Linked DNA regions of Homo sapiens: region 2 is linked to region 1. A link is a contact called in ENCODE Hi-C data. All regions are on one chromosome and are shown on one strand. The core of a region is the stretch at or near the end of the contact, and the rest is flanking DNA. Distances in the headings are between cores, read along the strand shown. Region 1 holds the start of GATA6-AS1 (GATA6 antisense RNA 1 (head to head)). Region 2 holds the start of GREB1L-DT (GREB1L divergent transcript).

Region 1 (4,836 bases), core at 1-2,500:
GAGAAAAGGAGGGGGAACGCAACGGGCTGGGGAGGGGGGAGCGTGAGACCGCCCCAGAGCCGAGGCGACCCCAAATGGGAGAGCAGGAAGAATGACAGGGAGACTCGGAGCGAGTGGGGGAGGGAGGTGAAATGCAGCCGGGCTGGCCTCCTCCAGGCTGCTCTTCCAAATCGCCTCGGCTCATCGGAGATTACCACACTAAAATTAATGCCCACACACAGACCTGGCTAGATAGCAAGAAAGAAGTTTCTCTGCCTGCCTAACTACCGGCTCCCGCCCCTTTGCGCCGAGATAACTCGGAGATAAGGCTGCGCGCAGATAAGCGCTTCGAGGAGAGAAAAAGAGACTAGAAGTTGGTCCGCGGTGTCCCGGGAGCCTGGGAGCCGCCTCAGCCCGCCCGGAGGGAAGGAGGGAAACACCGTCGGAGCCGACCGCGGCCTGGAGAGGGCCGGAGAGCCGGAGGCCAGGGGCCCGCGACGAGTAGGGGTGGAGGGGAGGAAAGCGGGGAGATCGCGCGAGGAGGAAGCAGCCGAACCTCGGGCGGGCGCTGCGCATGGAGAACGGCCGCGGCGGAGGGTGCTCCCAGGCGCGGAGAGAAGCCGAGGGCGCCAGCGGGCGAGCGCGAGTCCGGGGTCTGCGCCGCGCTGCTGGTGAATAAAAAGGAGAGAGGAGGCGCCTCTTACTGCTCTGCCGGAAAACTGCAGCCTGGGCTCCTGATTGGACTCACCGAGCCCTAAACAAACAGCGCTCGCCGAAGGGTGCCAGGCTGTGGGTCGGAACTGCGCTCAGCGAGCAGCTGGGCGCTGGAGGTGAAGAGGAGGAGGAGGGATCGAGGGGAGGAGAGAAAAGAGGGTGGGGAGGGGACGGCGAGGGGGGAGGGGAGCGCGCCGCCCAGGCAGACAATGAGAGCCGCGCTGCCTGCGGGCGTGGGCTGAGCCGCAAGCCCTGTCCCCGGAGTGGGGGCGAGTCCACCCGGGGGGCACCGAGCCCAGGGACCCCGGGGGAGGGGCGGAGGCCACAGAACGCCTGACCTGGCTAGCGACCCGCACCCATCCAGCGGCGGTGCACCCTCCCGCTCCCGCAGTCGCACACACACACCCACACGAGGGAGGGGGAGGGAGCCTTGGCACGGGAGGAGTTGGCAGTGCACAGTCCCGCGCCGCCGCCGCGGCGGGAGGGGCGCTCCAGACCTTGGGTCAGCACGCCCCCAGAAGGAAGGGGGAACGTGCTCTGCGCCCCCCCGCCCCCCAACCCCCGCCTAGCCCCTTCACAGCAAATGCGCTTTTTGCCCTGAAGTTGTGTGAGACCGACCTTAAACTTTCTCCGACCCTATCTCGGGATGCTACGGCTCAGGTCGTGGTGGTTTCGGGAACCTCAAGACAACATTCCCCAGCTGACCTTTGGGAACTTTAACTCGGGTCGTCATGTACGGAAAGGTAGTCTATGGGGTACGCAGAATGGAAAAGGGCTTCCACATCAGTCGTGTCCGAGGACGCTCTCCAACTTTTGATGTCCCTGGAGAGTTTCTGATATTTCCCTGGAGAGTTTCAGGTAAGTCACAGATAAGTCACTGCGAAGAGGGGGTGTCACCTTCCCTGGACCCAGCGCTAAATGCTGCTTCCCCACCCCCACGTTCATATACACACCCCCTCTTCGCTCCCTCCAAACAGTTATCACAACTCTGTACAAACTGATACGGTCCCTAGCGGGCAAAAGGGACTGGAAATGAACGTCGCGGGGTTATCAGCGCCGATCTGTCAGCGGCAACTCGCGCGGCCGCAGGCTCGTCCGCTGCAGGAGCCGTGATATATGTCTCGCTCCCTTTCGCTTACAGAAAGGATTTCTTCCGACAGACGTGACCCCAGAAGGCTGCCGAGGGAGACTTTAGGACAAGAGGCGTTGTTTTTGTGAGAATGAATTTTTATACTTTACCCCGACCCCACCCCCTACCCCCCGCCCAGGTAAATCCAAGTAAATGATTTTCTGAAGGTCGGTCTCCTAGAAAGCGTTTAGGCTCTGGTTTTTTGTTTTGTTTCTATTTTCGTGTTTTCCCAGTTAGGGAAGGAAGAGGAGCCTGTGCAGAGTTGAACTGGGGTGGAGAGGTGCCTTGTAAAGTATGGTTTCCAGAGATGGTGAGACCTCGTAGCTAAGCGTTGTTTCCTCTGCACGTAACTGTGAGTTGTGAACTTGTGGCTCCTGGGGGAGCGGGACAGGGCCTGGCAGTGCGGGGGAGGGGGCAAGGAATTCAGGAAGTTGGCGAGAATTCTTCGTTTTTCATTCTTCGTTGTAAATTGCTTCTAAACACTTCTGAATTTTAAATTGCTACCGAGAAGGTCCAGAAACCGTTCTCATCCAATTTAGTCACTTTTATTACGTTCCACTTTGCCTCCCCCAATCACTGCGGCGGCTCCCAGTTTCAGCGTGGCCGCATTTGGAAAAGGCTGAAGGTAGAAAACTCTGGAATGGAGAGGCTGGCGACTGGAGCAGGATCCAGGGGCTTTAAATTTTAACCTGAATGCGATCGAATGCGCGACTCCCAGAAGAGATAGCCAGGCGTCCGCCCGGCCGCTCAACCCCCGCCAGGACTCGGAATGCCTTGCTTTTGGTTCTTTTCGTGAGTTCCGACCAAATGTTTAAGTGGACTGGGTTTTGCAGAAGCTCATTTGTAAGCACTGACGGAAATGGGTTGTGGGCATTTGATTTCCTTTGATTCCAACGTTTTGAAATAATGTTTCTCGGATTTGCTATTCGAAGCAATTTTCTAAAAACTCATATCTTATTTGCTAAAAATAAACTCTTTGGCTCAGTTTGTGTCCAGGCTGTGTACGGCCTCCAACCCTGAGCCCCGAGGAGATCGAGCCCTGGCGCGAGCCTGATCTCTGTCCTGTGTGTTTCTTTGTATTTGCAAGTACAAGGATGTCTGCGTGGATATCCCTGGACACTCGATACCCCCCGGGGACCTGCTTTTCCCGCAGCTCCGCAGACGCGGCGGGAGGGCGCGCTGGCCCCGGCGCTGCTGGGACAGAGGTGAGCAGCGGGGTGGACATTGACCGATTCGACAACGTTCGGGCTCTAAGGGCTCGGGAAGGGACCCGGCATTTTACCCTCCAGATTCCCAATCTATTTTTAAAAATAATGTTCAAAACATATGGGAAAAATAAGTGATTGCTCCTTTTCATGGTCACAGATTGTATTTATTTTTTCAGACTGGTTTTCCAACCTAACGAGGGAATGGGTAGTGAATGTTGTTGTTGTTGTTGTTGTTTATGTTGGTTAATTTCGAAATAAAACTGTTTAACTCGTACAGTTGATTCAGACAGAAAACCAGGCTGCCTGACGTCTCCAATGTGCCTTTTCCCCAATGCATCTTTGGCGCTAGGGACCGCTCTGGGGAAGACAAGCATGTTTTCAAAGCCACTCCCATGAGCCCCAGACCCGCGCGTGGAGCTTCCTGGGCGCGCCCCAGCTGGTCTGGAAGGCCGGCAAATTAGGAAGTTTGGAGGGAAGAGGTGCACCCCAAACTAGGGAGAAACCCAAGAGCTGGGGAGAAGGCCCCCACTAGTGTCCAAAGTACGCGGACAGCTCTTAAAAGTTATTGTTTTCTTCGTGGGGATATATATTTTTTCTTTTCCTTCCTTTCCTTTTTTTTTTTCTTTCACCCTCGCATGTCTCCTCTTTCGGGATTTGCTAATCTTGAACGAAACTGTTCTCTCCGGACTGTTTCGACCCAATGAGCGGCCCCTCCTGGGCAAGTCGTCCCCCTTACCCTCACAGAGGGCTGGCTCCCGGGCGCGGCCTGTCCCCAGGGTTGATTTATTTCGGCCGCGCCACACCACTATTCGCGATTCGAATCCACCCAGAACACTGCAGCCAATTGGGCAGGGGGCGGGGGCTTGGCTGCCAAACGGGAAGGGTGTTTGGGGACCCAGTCTTGCGCCGCTTCCGGAGGAGCGGCGAGACCCAGCAAGGACCCGCGTCCCCGTGCACCTCCACCCCCGCAAACTCACGCTCATTTTACGATCCTGTCACAAAACTGGCTGCTTCGGCGATGTTTCATAAGGAAAAAGAATGCATTTCTGACTTAAAACATATTTTTAACTTAGATTTTTAACAGCCCAGATTTATGAGGCCTTCTCGCTTATACCATATTTCTTCCCGTCTCTGGGACGCTTTTACCCAAGGACCCGGGGTCACCTCAGAGCCCCCCACCCCTGCCAGCGTCTGGGGCCAGTGGTGGGTTCCGGGCGGCGTGTCCCCCACTCAGCGGCCGCACTGCACGGTAGGCCGTCGACCAGAGTCCTGGCGGTGATTTTCTTTAAGTTTAAATCTCGGGAAACCAAAAACACTCTTTAGAAACGTCAGGTGGTGGCGGCGGAAACTTGCAGGTCGCCCCCACCCCCAGCGCCGGCTCCCGCCGGCGGCCACTTCGGGGAAGGACCGCGCGGAGCCAGCGCCGGGGTCCCCGGGCGGTCGGAATCGAGGCCCGGCGCGTTGCGCAGGCCAGGCCCGGCCCGGAGGCCCCTTGCCCGGCGCAGCCCCCGGCCGACCCCCGTGCGCCGCCGGCGGCCGCCAGCACGGCGCGGAGGTGGGCTAGCGGCGGCGGCGCACGAAAGGTCACCGCGGTGGCATTCCTCTCCGCGCTGTTTACGTGACTTAATGTACTCGCTGCGCCGCGGGTAAGTTCGGGCTGCGATAAGGGGGCGGCCGGGGGAGGGTCGCCGTAAAAGCCCCACGCCGGGCGCCTCCAGCCCTCCCCTCATCCATTAACCTTTTTACTTTCTTCTCCGCTCTCTCTCCAAGCCTGTTATCTAGGCCACCCAATGACCGACGAAAGAT
Region 2 (4,410 bases), core at 323-2,822, 930 kb after region 1:
AGTAAACTACTACAGTTCTCATTCTCTACTTCATAAAGAATTCCAAAATGGAGGAAAAATTCAATAAAGATTGCAAAAACCAGTGTAGGGAAACTGGTGTGTGTGCAGGAGGAGATATTAGTTTAATAGTTTTGCTTTCCACTGCATACTGTTCTAAGATTTTTAGCCCTCTAACTGATCTTCAAGGTAATAATTGTCCACATTTGGCTAAATAATCTCATGTCATCATGAGTGGGTATCAAGTTAATGGTCATCACCACGAATATATAGTTCAGTCTTATATTCAATCCCTTTCATCATCTATAATGTAATTCCATTTTAATAGACTTACGGAAAGATATACAAAAAATATACAACAGTGGCTGCCTCTGAGAAGGATGAAGGCTTGTATGGAGGAGAGGAAAGAGGGCTTAATTTACACTGTATACTCTTCACTGTTGTTTGAAATGTTTACCCTACTTATATATTCATTCATTAAACATTTTCCTCTTGAAATACATACCTATATGCATGTAACTGTATTACTAAATATTTCAACAATTTAATTTTTTCTCTTTTAAATAATTTTTCAGTATCATTCACAAAACCTCCTAGAAAATTTCAGCAAAGAGAAGAAACAACACAGTCACAACACTCAAAGCAGAGTTCCAGGATTTAAAGTCTAAGAACATATATAGATGAATGAGAGGTTTTATTAAGGGGGACTGAGTTCAAAAACCTTTTGTGGGAAAGCTCTTCCCTGTATTTAAACGGCTAGGTTTAAAAATGTGATTTAAGCAGGGATTCCCGCCTCGAGGCGGGGGGAGGCGGAAAAAAACACCTTACGGTGTGAAAAGCAGAAATTAAAATGTGGTTTCTATCCTCTCAGCCGGGGCCAGAGGAGTGGGTGGGGAGGATAAGGACCTTGGAACCGTCACGTTCACCGGAGAAAGGGGCAAGACTGAGGAGTTTCTCCAGGACCCGCAGCCTCGGTTAGAGGCAGCGGCAGTTCCGGGCAAACGAGTCGCGTTCGGGGACGTTCCTTGGACTCATGTAACTGAGAAACCCCACGCACTGAATCTCCACATGGAGTTTCCTCTTAATGGAGCTGGGAAGAGGGACGGCGGGAATGGATTTCCTTTAACGAGTCTCCCTCACCCTCCCCGGCCAGGGCGCACCTCACTCGCTGTCTGCTTGTGTCAGGGTCAGCTGTCAACACAACTCTTTGTGTCTCATTCGGAATAAGAGTGGTCCTCAGCCATGCACAGAAAAATGGACATGCTGGCCGGAAGACACGCGCGCCCGCTCGTGACGAAGTGACATTTGGTGTTGAGGAAAAAAACCCACAGACGCCGAGCGAGCGCCCAGCCACCTCTGGACGTTCTCAACTTTCCCAGGCTGAACTCCATCCATCCTCTCCCCGCCACCTCCGCGGCGCCCTACCTGTCGCCCGCCCGCCTGCCCGGCACCCCCTCACTGCCCCTGGGCTCGGGGAGACGAACCAGGTGCCCCCTCGCCGCCTCCGCCGGGGGACCCCGCGCTACTCGGCGCGCCGCAGCTCCCTCGTCCCACCCCCGGGCCGTCTCGCTCCCGCCACAAAGGCAGCGAGTAGAGCCCGGTGACAGGCCTTCGGCCTCTGGGCGCGGACAGCACGGCCGGGTCCCTTCGGTGGGCGACGCGAGGCGGCAGGGAAGGCAGGCACGGCTCCCAGGTTGGCACTGGCGCTCCCTCGCCACCCGCACGCGCTCCGCTCACACCCCCGCTGAGCTTCCCATCCCTCCGGAAAAGTCCGCTGCGGCGCTTCCCCGCGCGGCCAGGGCGTCCAGCCCGCCAAAGGGCAGCTCCTGCCGGTCACAGGCGAGCTCCCGCGCCCGGTTCGCGACCTCTCACCTCCTGCCCGCGCCCCGGAGTCCCCGCGGCCGCTCACCTGGCCCTAGCGGGGCGCGAGGGCAGAGGACCAGGGGGTGGCCCTCGGCTCGGCCGGGCTGGTCTCCCCACCCCCAGTGCCGTTCCCTGCGCCGCGCTGCGCTCCGCTGCTCCGGCCGCCCGACTCCGAGGTGCTAGCGCCGCCGGCGGCTGGCGTCTCTCTGGCAGGCGCGCGGTCCGCGCGCTCAGTTCCCCGGGGCGGAGCGAGGCGGCGGCCGCCGCAGCCGGAGGCGGATTCCTCAGGTGCTGCCCCTCCCGCCCGCCCTGGCCTCCGCAGCGGGGACCCCCGCGCCCCCTCCCCCCGCCCCGCCTCGCGCCTTCCCGCTGCCTCGGCGTCCGCGAGTGGCTTTTGGGGGTCCCTCGCCCTCTGTGAGGGTGGTGGGCGCGCATTTCTCCCCTACCCCCCTCCAACGACGCCCCCCGCCCAGCCTGTGGAGCCCTCGATGCGCGGTCCTCACGCCTCCATTCCCAAACCCCGCCGCACAGACGAACGCGCAGCCCCGCGGGGGTGTACAGGGGGTCGTGCGGGGGGGGGGTCTTCTGTGAGGGAGGGCTGCACCCCAGTGTGCTGACGCGCGAAGCCAGGAGGAAAAATTATTTCCCCTGGAGCCCGCGTTCATTCAGCCTGCTCTCGCCTCTGCGCAATTGCTTTCTCTGTTCACTGGACGGCGGCTGAAGAGCCCCAAGCGTGAACTCGGCCTGGGCAGTGGTGGCTCGGAAACCCTTGGCCTTTTGCATGAAGGGGGTAGGGTGGGGGCAGGGCGCGGACAAAACCAAACAAACCCGGGAGCTCCGGGCCCAAGCCGACTTTTGCACCTCCCGGAGGAGCACGCCCTCCGGCCCCGGGCCCCGGCTCGTCGGTAGCCTCCCGGGACCACGGGGACGGCTCCACCCCAGGGCAGCCGCGTCCAGCTGGCCCTGGGCCTTGACGGGTGCTGCGGGGAAAAGGTTCTTGAGAGATGCTGCGGCCCGGTAGAGAGATTTAGCTCCACTTTTCACAGCTGGAGGCTTTTGTTATTAGAGATGCGGCTCCATTTTTAAAACTAATTGTTGCCACAGATAGGCGACTACATCTCTGGAAGCAGCAGCTCCATGCTGGATGTGGTGGAAGAATCGAGGTAAGGAAAGGCTGATGTATTTTGAGTGCCTTTAGTGCAGTACAGCCCGGGGGAGCTCCCCGTGTGCGTGGGAGTGGGGAGGCAGCCGCGGCGCCCAGGCCCGGGTGGGTTGGAATCATTGTCAAGTGATAGGTACCATTTAAAGACATTGTCAATTAAACTAGTTCTCATACGATGTCCCAGTACTTTTGTTTGCTTGTCTTGCATTTTTCTTTTTTGCCATATCCGAAATACATTTTTTTCTTTCCTGTCACTTTTGATCCATGCAGAGGGAATGGACTGGAAGTTTGGAATCACCGGAAAATAACAAGGCATAGCTAAGCTGTGACTAGCAAGATAAACGATTTGTTCGAGGTTTGATTGTCCTTTCCCTCCTCCACTCGGAAGACATAGTTGTCTTTTTTTAAATCATGTTTTGTACCGAAATATTTTTATTTTATAATTGAATCCCTGTTGTTGGGCCTTTAAAAACCCATAGAAACATTGTTATGTGCCACGAAGGTGGGAAACACGGCTTTCTCAGTCATTGCTGTACTCCCACAATTCTGGGTCATGCACACAATACAGGTTTAGTAAATAAAATCCGTATGTTTTTGGCCCCACGCGGTGGCTCATGTCTGTAGTCCCAGCGCTTTTAGCCTGGGTGACAGAGACCCTGACTCAAGAGTGTGTGTGTGTGTGTGTGTGTGTGTGTGTGTGCGCGCGCGCGCGCGGGCGGGCTTTAAAATAACTACAACAGAAAGGTGCAGATGATTAGCAATAGCTAAAAGAATCCAAAGTCACTTAGTAAACTCATCATGAGAACTGGCCATACACGTGGAAAAGACAGTGCTGTAGAAACTGAAATTTTAAGTTCACCTGGTGAATATAAACTAAGCTCATAGAAGTTAAAGCAGGTGAGAATCTTTTGAAAAACTCAACCCATCACAAGGTCTGTAGAGTGTGTGGGGGTTGGGCAGAAGCAAAACACCTTCCAATTTAAAGATAAGGACACTGAACAAGGAGCCGCTTTAAAGTAAAACCACCAGTGCAGTTTTCTCTCTTAGTGCAAGGACCATTTGTTGAGTGCCAGGTACACTAGACCCTAGAAATGTGAAAGCAAATCTGGCAGTCACTCAAGGACCATAGTCTAATATTACAGGACTCTGGTATTCATTCTTCATCCATTCAACAGATATTGAGCACCTAATGTGAGTTAGACGGCACAATATATCAGTAGTAGTGGTGATTTGTCAGTAAACAAGGCAAGTCCCTAACAAGGGTAAAAGTGAGAGTAATCTATATATCCTGGTAGATTGAAAAGAGTTCAATGCCATCTTCATTAGATAACAAACTCCCAGCCGGGTACAGTGTCTCACGCCTGTAATCCCAGCCCTTTGGAGGCCAA

The links. Hi-C counts contacts between places; a loop is a spot of excess contacts on that map. Pooled maps may share reads with other maps.
Region 2: a map of naive thymus-derived CD4-positive, alpha-beta T cell shows a loop between it and region 1 (6-fold over the local background). The contact joins the promoter of GREB1L-DT here to the promoter of GATA6-AS1 in region 1. A Hi-C loop is called at or near these places in 1 of 168 maps with a recorded cell type or tissue (naive thymus-derived CD4-positive, alpha-beta T cell), 4 of 37 single-sample maps with no recorded cell type and 7 of 50 pooled maps.

Annotation. Positions count from the first base shown.
Region 1 is chr18:22,165,382-22,170,217 of GRCh38, reverse strand. It overlaps GATA6-AS1 (GATA6 antisense RNA 1 (head to head)), which reads left to right and starts at 1,250. Exons shown (of 2, transcript NR_102763.1): 1 at 1,250-1,551; 2 at 1,835-3,320. It overlaps GATA6 (GATA binding protein 6), which reads right to left and starts at 629. Exons shown (of 7, transcript NM_005257.6): 1 at 536-629. RefSeq lists enhancers at 2,481-2,984, 4,604-4,836.
Region 2 is chr18:21,239,890-21,244,299 of GRCh38, reverse strand. GREB1L-DT (GREB1L divergent transcript) reads left to right here and starts at 1,572. Exons shown (of 3, transcript NR_183513.1): 1 at 1,572-1,690; 2 at 2,965-3,023; 3 at 3,293-3,625. It overlaps GREB1L (GREB1 like retinoic acid receptor coactivator), which reads right to left and starts at 2,068. Exons shown (of 33, transcript NM_001142966.3): 1 at 1,907-2,068.